3 separate regions of the Homo sapiens genome follow, and regions 1 and 3 are each linked to region 2. The links are chromatin contacts, found by Hi-C or POLR2A ChIA-PET in ENCODE. All regions are on one chromosome and are shown on one strand. Each heading gives the region's core, a stretch centred on a gene start or an enhancer-like site at or near the end of the contact. The rest is flanking DNA. Distances are from core to core; before and after follow the strand shown.

What was found. Hi-C counts contacts between places; a loop is a spot of excess contacts on that map. ChIA-PET counts read pairs that join two places held with the same protein, here RNA polymerase II (POLR2A). Pooled maps may share reads with other maps.
Region 1: a pooled map shows a loop between it and region 2 (7-fold over the local background). The contact joins the enhancer-like site here to the promoter of LINC02320 in region 2. A Hi-C loop is called at or near these places in 1 of 168 maps with a recorded cell type or tissue (PC-9) and 5 of 50 pooled maps. POLR2A ChIA-PET finds 5 or more read pairs at or near these places in 2 of 52 experiments (SK-N-SH and activated T-cell).
Region 3: a pooled map shows a loop between it and region 2 (2.1-fold over the local background). The contact joins the enhancer-like site here to the promoter of LINC02320 in region 2. A Hi-C loop is called at or near these places in 1 of 50 pooled maps. POLR2A ChIA-PET finds 5 or more read pairs at or near these places in 2 of 52 experiments (activated CD4-positive, alpha-beta T cell and activated T-cell).

The regions. Positions count from the first base shown.
Region 1 is chr14:102,019,190-102,021,889 of GRCh38, forward strand. It overlaps DYNC1H1 (dynein cytoplasmic 1 heavy chain 1), which reads left to right. Exons shown (of 78, transcript NM_001376.5): 42 at 704-867. Among named protein-coding and RNA genes, the nearest start is that of DYNC1H1, 56 kb to the left of the region's middle. Within about 2 kb of position 1,287, at least 3 of the 41 ENCODE cell types and tissues checked have a DNase peak (open chromatin) inside an H3K27ac peak, as active enhancers do; they include PC-9, where a contact is called at or near this core.
Region 2 is chr14:101,729,944-101,732,643 of GRCh38, forward strand. It overlaps LINC02320 (long intergenic non-protein coding RNA 2320), which reads right to left and starts at 1,363. Exons shown (of 6, transcript NR_184269.1): 1 at 1,111-1,363. LINC00239 (long intergenic non-protein coding RNA 239) reads left to right here and starts at 494. Exons shown (of 4, transcript NR_026774.1): 1 at 494-544; 2 at 1,414-1,525; 3 at 1,845-2,033; 4 at 2,293-2,582. RefSeq lists enhancers at 929-2,128, 1,171-1,230, 1,961-2,060.
Region 3 is chr14:102,180,966-102,183,665 of GRCh38, forward strand. All of the region lies in intron 1 of WDR20 (WD repeat domain 20), which reads left to right. Among named protein-coding and RNA genes, the nearest start is that of WDR20, 42 kb to the left of the region's middle. Within about 2 kb of position 1,431, at least 2 of the 41 ENCODE cell types and tissues checked have a DNase peak (open chromatin) inside an H3K27ac peak, as active enhancers do.

The DNA of each region.
Region 1 (2,700 bases), core at 37-2,536, 290 kb after region 2:
GATGGTTGGACCAGCTACGCCTCCACCAGCAGCACCCGCTTCCCTGTATTCTGCAACATTTAAAAAATAGTCATTAACAAAAATGTCTTTGCCCATTTGGTGAGAAATGACTCTCGTTGCTATTTGCATTTCTCTGTTGAGCCTCCCATGGAGCCGCTGGCTGCGGGGGATGAGTGGGAGCCGCCAACTGCCCTGCTGTGTCTCCCTCGCTCTTCATGCTTTGGGACAGCTTTCTTGTCATAGGTGGCAGATGCTTTTTCCCAGTATTTAATTTGCTTTTAAGTATTTTCAGAAGGATTTTTTGTAGTTTCATTGTTTAAATATTTAAATCGTTAAATATAATGTATTTCAGCATAAAGTGAGCAGCTTGAATCTAACTTTGTTCTGGACAGTTATTTATCCAATTGTTCCAACATTGTTTACTCATTTGGAGACGGAGTCTCACTCTGTCGCCAAGGCTGGAATGCAGTGGCGCAGTCTCGGCTCACTGCAACCTCCGCCTCCTGGGTTCAAGCGATTCTTCTGCCTCAGCCTCCCTAGTAGCTGGGACTACAGGCACCCACCACCATGTCCAGCTATCTTCTTAAATATTTCAGGGTCTAGGTTCTTTAATGTAAACATGTTTTGCCACATTTTACCTTTTGACCACTTCTCTGTGTCTTAAGATATTTACGTGTACCTTCCATTTTTCTCATTGCCATAGGAGAGATTCACCCAGGATACACAACCTCACTATATCTATTCACCCCGTGAAATGACTAGGTGGGTGAGAGGCATCTTTGAAGCGCTGAGACCTCTGGAGACCCTGCCTGTTGAAGGCCTCATTCGGATTTGGGCACATGAAGCTCTGCGTCTCTTCCAAGATAGGTAAGGGAAGCCGAGGATCCAGTTGGTCCCATTCTCCCCTGCTCTGAGTTCTTACAGCTGTCGAAGCTGGGGTCTTTGCAGGGGTGGTCTGCCTAAGTTAGAGCCAGGTGGTGCCAGTGGTGGAAGGAGCAGAGTCAGCCAGGGCAGCCTCCCGTCTGGACACTGGTCACAGTTGCCCCAGGGTAACAAAGTCACAGTGCGCTGAATGCACCGGCTGGCCCACCACTGTCTGCTTACACAAGGCACTTTCATAAACCTTGTGGCTGTGAACAGGGTACTTTTTTTTTTAAAGATACATCATAGAAGTCAAAAAACGGGGCACTTTAATAAACCTTTTAAACTGTCAGGTGGGACCACAAAAGGTAGCAGCTGCCTGTGATAACCTTACCAGAGCACGGGTTCACTGCTGAGTTAAAAGGTCTCCCAACAACTGCCCAGTGTGCGTGTTCCGTAACCACCACCCCTCTTCCTGTTTCTCAGTCTGTGTTCTCATCAAAGGCTTTGCAGCTGCAGCTCTGGGGCACTGGTTTTCTCTTTTACCTGTTGCCCACTTGGATCAATTCTTGTCTTGTAAGTTTTGAGTTTTTCTAGTTAAGTGACCAATACTTAAGGGAAAAAATTGCTAACGGATGACTGATCGGCATCAACTGTGGAAGGTTTTGTGGTTTGAATTGCAGTAAGATGACTTGGCAGATGGTTCCCTCCAGACTAAGAAATGCTTAAGTGTTTGGCAGCTGTGCCTCTGGACCAGGTGTCATCCTGCAGTTTTTCCTGTCATTACTGTACAAGGAGTCTCAGAATACTGCCTAGTTGTAATCACTGGGTTTCCAACCCGAGTCCTTGGCATTCTTGGGCAACACCGGGTACATTACTGACAGCCACTGTAAGAGATGAGCAGGCAAGGCAGAGTGCAGAGTATGTTGGCTGTGGCAGCCCTGTTTTTATTTCTTATTGGAGTTCTGCTGCTTTTTAAACAGTCTTTTGTTATTGTTGCTATGTCAGCTACCTTCACTCTCCCCTTTTCAATTAAAAAAAAATTGGCTGGGCATAGTGGTTCACATCTATAATCCCAGCACTTTGGAAGGTCGAGGCAGGAGGATCATTGAGCCCAGGAGTTCAAGGCCAGCCTGACCAACATAGTGAGACCCCCATCTCTACAAAAAATAAAAAATTAGCCAGGTGTGGTGACGTGTACCTGTAGTCCCAGCTACTTGGGAGGCTGAGACAGGAAGATCGATTGAGCCTGGGAGGCTGCAGCTACAGTGAGCCATGATCGTGCCACTGCATTCCAGCCTGAGTGACAGAGCAAGACCCTGTCTCCCACAATATAGTTTTCACAGATTTCTAGTACCACAGAGAATTTTGTTTAAATTCAAATGTCGCAACAGCAGTTGTGCTTACAAATTCAGATTGGCTTCAGTAAGTATATACCTGCCTTCACTAGACCCTCACCTGGTAGCCTGCATAGGAGATCTTACAGTCAGCTTCTCAAAAGGTCCTCACACAGCAGCGCAGTCACAGTCTCGCCTGCTTGCCTTGTAGTAAGTCTTACACCTCTAAAACTACACACATCACAGTTCCCATTTCTTTTTTCTTTTTCTTTTTTTTTTTTTTTTTTTTGAGACAAGAGTCTCGCTTTGTCACCCAGGCTAGAGTGCAATGGCATGATCTCAGCTCACTGCAATCTCCGTCTCCTGGGTTCAAAGCAATTCTTGTGCCCCAGCCCCCAGAGTAGCTGGGATTACAGACATGTGCCACCACGCCTGGCTGATTTTTATATTTTTAGTAGAGACAGGGTTTCACCACATTGGCCAGGCTAGTCTTGAACTCCTG
Region 2 (2,700 bases), core at 113-2,612:
AGTGATTTTGTGACCCTGCTACGTGCACGCATATGCACAGAAAAAAAATATCTTAGAATGTAGACCAAAATATTAACAGTGGTTATGGATGAGTGATGGATGAGTGAACTAACTATAGATTTGGAAGGATATTGTCTGTTTTAAAAGAAAATGAACACTTTCACTCCCAAACAAGACGGAATGTAGAGACTGGATTTCCTCTCCTGCCTGAAAAAGTCAAAATAAATTGGACCAAATATATAAAACAAGAGTTCTCAAGACACTGGATGATATGGTTTTGCTATGTCCCCACCCAAATCTCATCTTGAATTGTAGCTCCCATAATTCCCATGTGTTGTGGGAGGGACCTGGTGGGAGATATTTGAATCATGGGGGTGGTTTCCCCCATACTGTTCTCGTGGTAGTGAACAAGTCTCACGAGATCTGATGGTTTTATAAGGGGTTTCCCTCTCCACTTGGTTCCATTCTCTCTTGTCCACCACCATATAAGATGTGCCTTTCACCTTCTGCCATGATTGTAAGGCTTCCCCAGGCCCGTGGAACTGTGAGTCCATTAAACCTATTAAACCTGTTTTTCCTTATAATTTACCCAGTCTCGGGTATGTCTTTATCAGCAGCATGAGGACAGACTAATACACTGGATATCAGGTAACTAGGCACAATGATTTCTGAGAATGTGGAAAATAAAGTGAGCCTGCAATTAACCCAGCTTCCTTTCTTGAGAGGGTTTCCAAGCTACAGTATGGACAAGGGTACCCAGGTGGGGCCTGGCAGGCTCTTCGAGTTGGGAAGACAGAGCTGAGAGTCCAGGGAGACTCTGGTCACAGGTAGGGGCAGGGGGGTGATGCTGAGAGCCCCTGGGGCATGCCTGCCCTCTACAAAGCTCGTGGTTGAATGCAGGGAGGTGGTCTGGGGGTGGACTTGGGCAATGGGGAGGCTGCATGGGTTAGAGCCAAGCTCTCCCCTCTTCCAGTCTGTCTGGGCCTCTGCAGCTCCCGGTAACTTTGCACTGATTCCAGAGACAGTGATTGCTCAGGTACCCAGGTCTGGGTGTAATTAAAAAAAAAACAAAACAACAACAACAACAACAACAACAACAAAAAACCAAACCTGGCTCTTGGTGCTTTCAGAGATGGCTCAGAGCAGGAATTCTCTAGCTTTGGGGTGCATCCTCAGAGGTGGGGGGGGGCTTGCTGAAAAGACAGGTGTATGGTCCCACCTCAGGCCTGCTGAACAGAAGCTCTGGAGCAGGCTCAGGAGTTTCTTTTCTAACAGGCTCCCCGAGAGATCCTAGCAAATGTTTGCACAACACTCACTTGGAAGCTATGTGACCAAAACCATGATCACAGGGTTGTCCCTGAACACGGTGGGGAAATAACCTCTCCCTTAAATCTCCCCTGCGTGGTGACTTAGGGGAGGAGCCGGAAGAGAGCAGTGCTTCACAATAAAAGGAAGAATTGCTTGAACGGAGGCGTTTCAGGCATGAGTCACAGGCCGGGTGTGGAAGAGGAAAGTGTGAAGCAAGGTAGGCTTCCCAGCACCCCTCCATGCACAGCAGGGGCTGGCCAGCCTCAGCCAGGCCAGATGGAGCCCTGGAGGGTGGGGCTGGCTGCCCAGCTAGAGTGTCTCCTTTTACTTCCAGCAGGAAAAAAAGGCCTCCTGTCAATAGCAGAATCATCTACGTTTTCCCTGCCTTCCTCACTTAAATGCTTTCGAGGAGTGGGAGGAAGAAATTGGAGGCTGGAATGAATACCCTTTGCCCTCCTCTGAAAGCAGCCTGGGAGGGGTGACGGGGTGTAGGAGCAGAGACTTCAAGTGGCCCCCACCTGCCAAACCATTCTCAGGGACAGGTACCAGCTGGGATGTTGGCAGCAGCCGCTCCCCTGCAAGGAGAACCTCCCACTTCCTGTCCCGCACACCTGCCTCATTGGAAAGTGACGCACCCACTGTTTGGCCTCGGCAGCCTGATGTTTCTCATCACACAGGAAGACGGTCATGCTACAGGAAGACCTCGGACTTTGCATCCAGCAGATGTGAGTTCAAATTCCAGCTTTGTAATTTGCAAGCTCAGAGGTGGATTTGCTGGGAAGCTAAACAAGCTTACCTGCAGAGCCCCCAGCTTGCATGGGCCCCTCCCAAGACCTTAACCTCATTTTGTATTCATAATTTTGTAGTCTTTTCCCTTCAAAAGGCAGCCCAAATTTAAAAGCATTAAGCCCCACAAGACCTGAGTCCACCTAGGAGGTGGGAGATATCCCTTGCAGCATGAGAATAATAATTACCACCTCGTAGGGTTGTTCTAGAGATTGTCAGACCGAGACCACGCCACACACCCAGAAGGCACCCAAGTCACAGAGCCTGATATTGTTCCTGGAGCGCCATTGCATCATCCTTGACCACAAGATCTGCGTCATTGGATTTGTCTCAAAAACTTGGGACTCTGGAGATAAAACCTCATTGCAAGGCTACCTTTGCCACTGTATCTTAGCAGCTTTTGAAGCAAAGCATTTCAATATTTAGACACTGTGTTTCTAATGGGTACTGGGATCAAAATAATAAAAACTCAGTCTGCAAAGGGAGAAGAATAGAAACCAGCAGATTTATTATTTCACAGAATGTTCCTCTCCTCTCAGGTAAACATGCCTAATAATATCTGCTTAACTAATGAGCACCCGCATTGTCAGTGGGGCCTTGACTCTG
Region 3 (2,700 bases), core at 181-2,680, 450 kb after region 2:
AAGGTGGCCAAAAGCTTTGGAAAGAGCTGTGGATGTGGTCTTTGTCATTAGTTCATCAGGACACATTCAGCTTGAAAGCTTTGAATTATCAAGAGGCAAGCAACTCATGTCTTCCAGTACAGTTGCTGTCTCCTGAAGAAGGCTGGCAGCATTCAGAACATAACTTATGAACTTTAACCAGATGAGTGTCATTTGGTTTATCCTAAATTTAATGAGTTTGGGTAAGTCTTCTGTAGTTCATGGCACTGTGTTATAAATAATAGAATAATTTCAGGTTCTGTCTGGTAGTTACTGTCTGATGTAGAAGCAAGAAGACCACAGGTGAGAGGAGAAGGAGACTGAGAAATGAGGGCTTTGGGTTAGATTACCTTAGTGCTCTTCCTAGTTTCCTGGGCATGGTGTACTTACAGTGAATGAGATCAGAGCTCCGAGTTGAGCTGCTGTGTTAATTGGTTGTATGATTTTAGGCAGTTAACTTCTTTGGTCTGAGTTGCAGCATCTTGAGAACAAGTGTGACTTTTTTTTTTTAATGACCATTCACCTGAGGTGACTTTTTAAAGTGCCACTCCAGCTTTATCTATTATCTGATCCCCTGATGTAAGACTTAGATTACATAAGATTTTTCCATATTATAAATATATTACAGAATTATTCACACTGGGAAATGAGTTGCTTCTGTAGTCTACTTCTTTGGGAATAGCTTTATATTTAACTTTTAAGCTAGTAGTTGCAAAATTTTAATTCTATATATTACGTCATATGAGACTGCAGTGCATTATACGAGATCATGAGTGGTAAGCTTAGCATAGAGCATAGCCATAGCATATGTGGAATTGTTGACAAGCGTTAAGTTTTGGATTATGGTTGATTTTAGCCTTCAGTGTGGAGCTTCCTATTCAGTTCTAAGTGGGTTGGCCTGCTAACCTACATTTTAAATACAGCACTGTCCCTTATTGAGACTACAAATACACCTCCTTTCCCTTTCAGTGTAATATTTTTATTTCAGGTTTCAAGATTTTAACTTCTAAATGCTAAAAATATTACTGAATACTTGAAAACAAATTTCACTGTGTAACCCTTTTAGCTGTTTCTTCTGGATTAAGGGTAGTGTAGGATTCAGTTTTCCTAGAATCTTTAGAAGACTGTAAAATTGGTGATAAATTCTCAGTTCAGTTCTTATGAAAAAGATATGGATTCATATTATAAATATATATTAGAGAAAAAATAGGGAGCTAAACTTGGAACAGATTGGATTTCCCAAAGAGGACTCTGGGGAAAGCTATCTTTATTTGCCACTGTAGCAAATTAAGAGCACACAGTGAACTGTTCTAACACTGAATGCCATTTGAAGAGTAAAACAAAAGAACTAGCCATGGCTTCCTCATCTGTTGCCTGAATGGTTGGCTTCTTTAAATAATTTTCCTGGCCTCTCTCCTCTCATTGAGTGATGTCACTGATGCCACAGAAAGATGAGTAATAGACTCCTGTGGTCTTAATTGGTGTGAAACTTTATGATTTGGCCTGTTTGGAATATATTATCATCTGTTGATGATATATCATTCCCATTCATGCATTTGCTCAGTGTTACAGTAAGCTTCCTTTTATTGTGAATTTTACTGTTCATCAAGTCACAGATTTTTCTGTGACCCTAATACCAAGCAATGACATGCTTTTAAACTACTAGAATAATTTTGAAATAGTTTTAGTAGTTTTTTTGGTTATTTTTTTCTATTAAAAAATTATATATAATATATGATTATTGACAAAAAGGCAAAAAATATTATCTAAATATTACCCCCTCTTTTAATGGTAGACACTTTTAATATTTTGGTGAATATCTTTTCAAACTGTTTTCTTTGCAAATATGTACATGTAAATAAATATATGGCCCAAACAGAATTAGACTTTTTTTATTCCATAAAATACATATATATACAGGTGGTGCATACCTGTAATATACAGGTGGTACATACCTGTAATCTCAGCTACTTGGGAGGCTGAGGCAGGGTAATCACATGAACCCAGGAGGTGGAGGTTGCAGGGAGCCGAGATTGCGCTACTGCACTCCAGCCTGGGCAACAGAGCTCTCCGTCTCAGAGAGAGAGAAAAAAAAAGAAAGTTGTGCCATGAACATTTTTTTTAGGTTATTTGAGGATATTCGACATATATGACAAATGACTAACAGCACAAGTGCCAAGTGAGTAGTTGCAGTGATGAACTAATGCTGTTGAACTTCCGATGAAGGCGAGATCAAAGCTTTTCCTCACACTAGTATTTGGAAGATCAGCTCTCTGTTACCCAAATTGATTTGAGGCTGTATTCTTCAGCTCACGCCTGGTTGGATCAGAGATTATTTGAATTACAGAAGCCAAGTCAAGCATTTTGGCCACTTGTTTTAGTAGCTGATCTCCATTAATGTTTAAGATATGTTTAATGTTCTCTCACTCTAGCTCTTTTGCTTCCTGTTTGAAACACAGCAGTGTACTATGTCCAAAATGCTGTCATATGATATACAATTACTGCTACACGTGTTGTTTATTGAAATTTTAGACATTACAGATTCAGTAGCTTGTTCTAGCTGACGCTGGGTGATTGAAAAGGGAGAAACAGCTAGATATGGTTAAAGGTGAAGTTGTAAGCATTATGAACCTTGGGCAGATCACCACCTCTTCCTGGGCCTCAGTTTCTCTGTAGGATGAG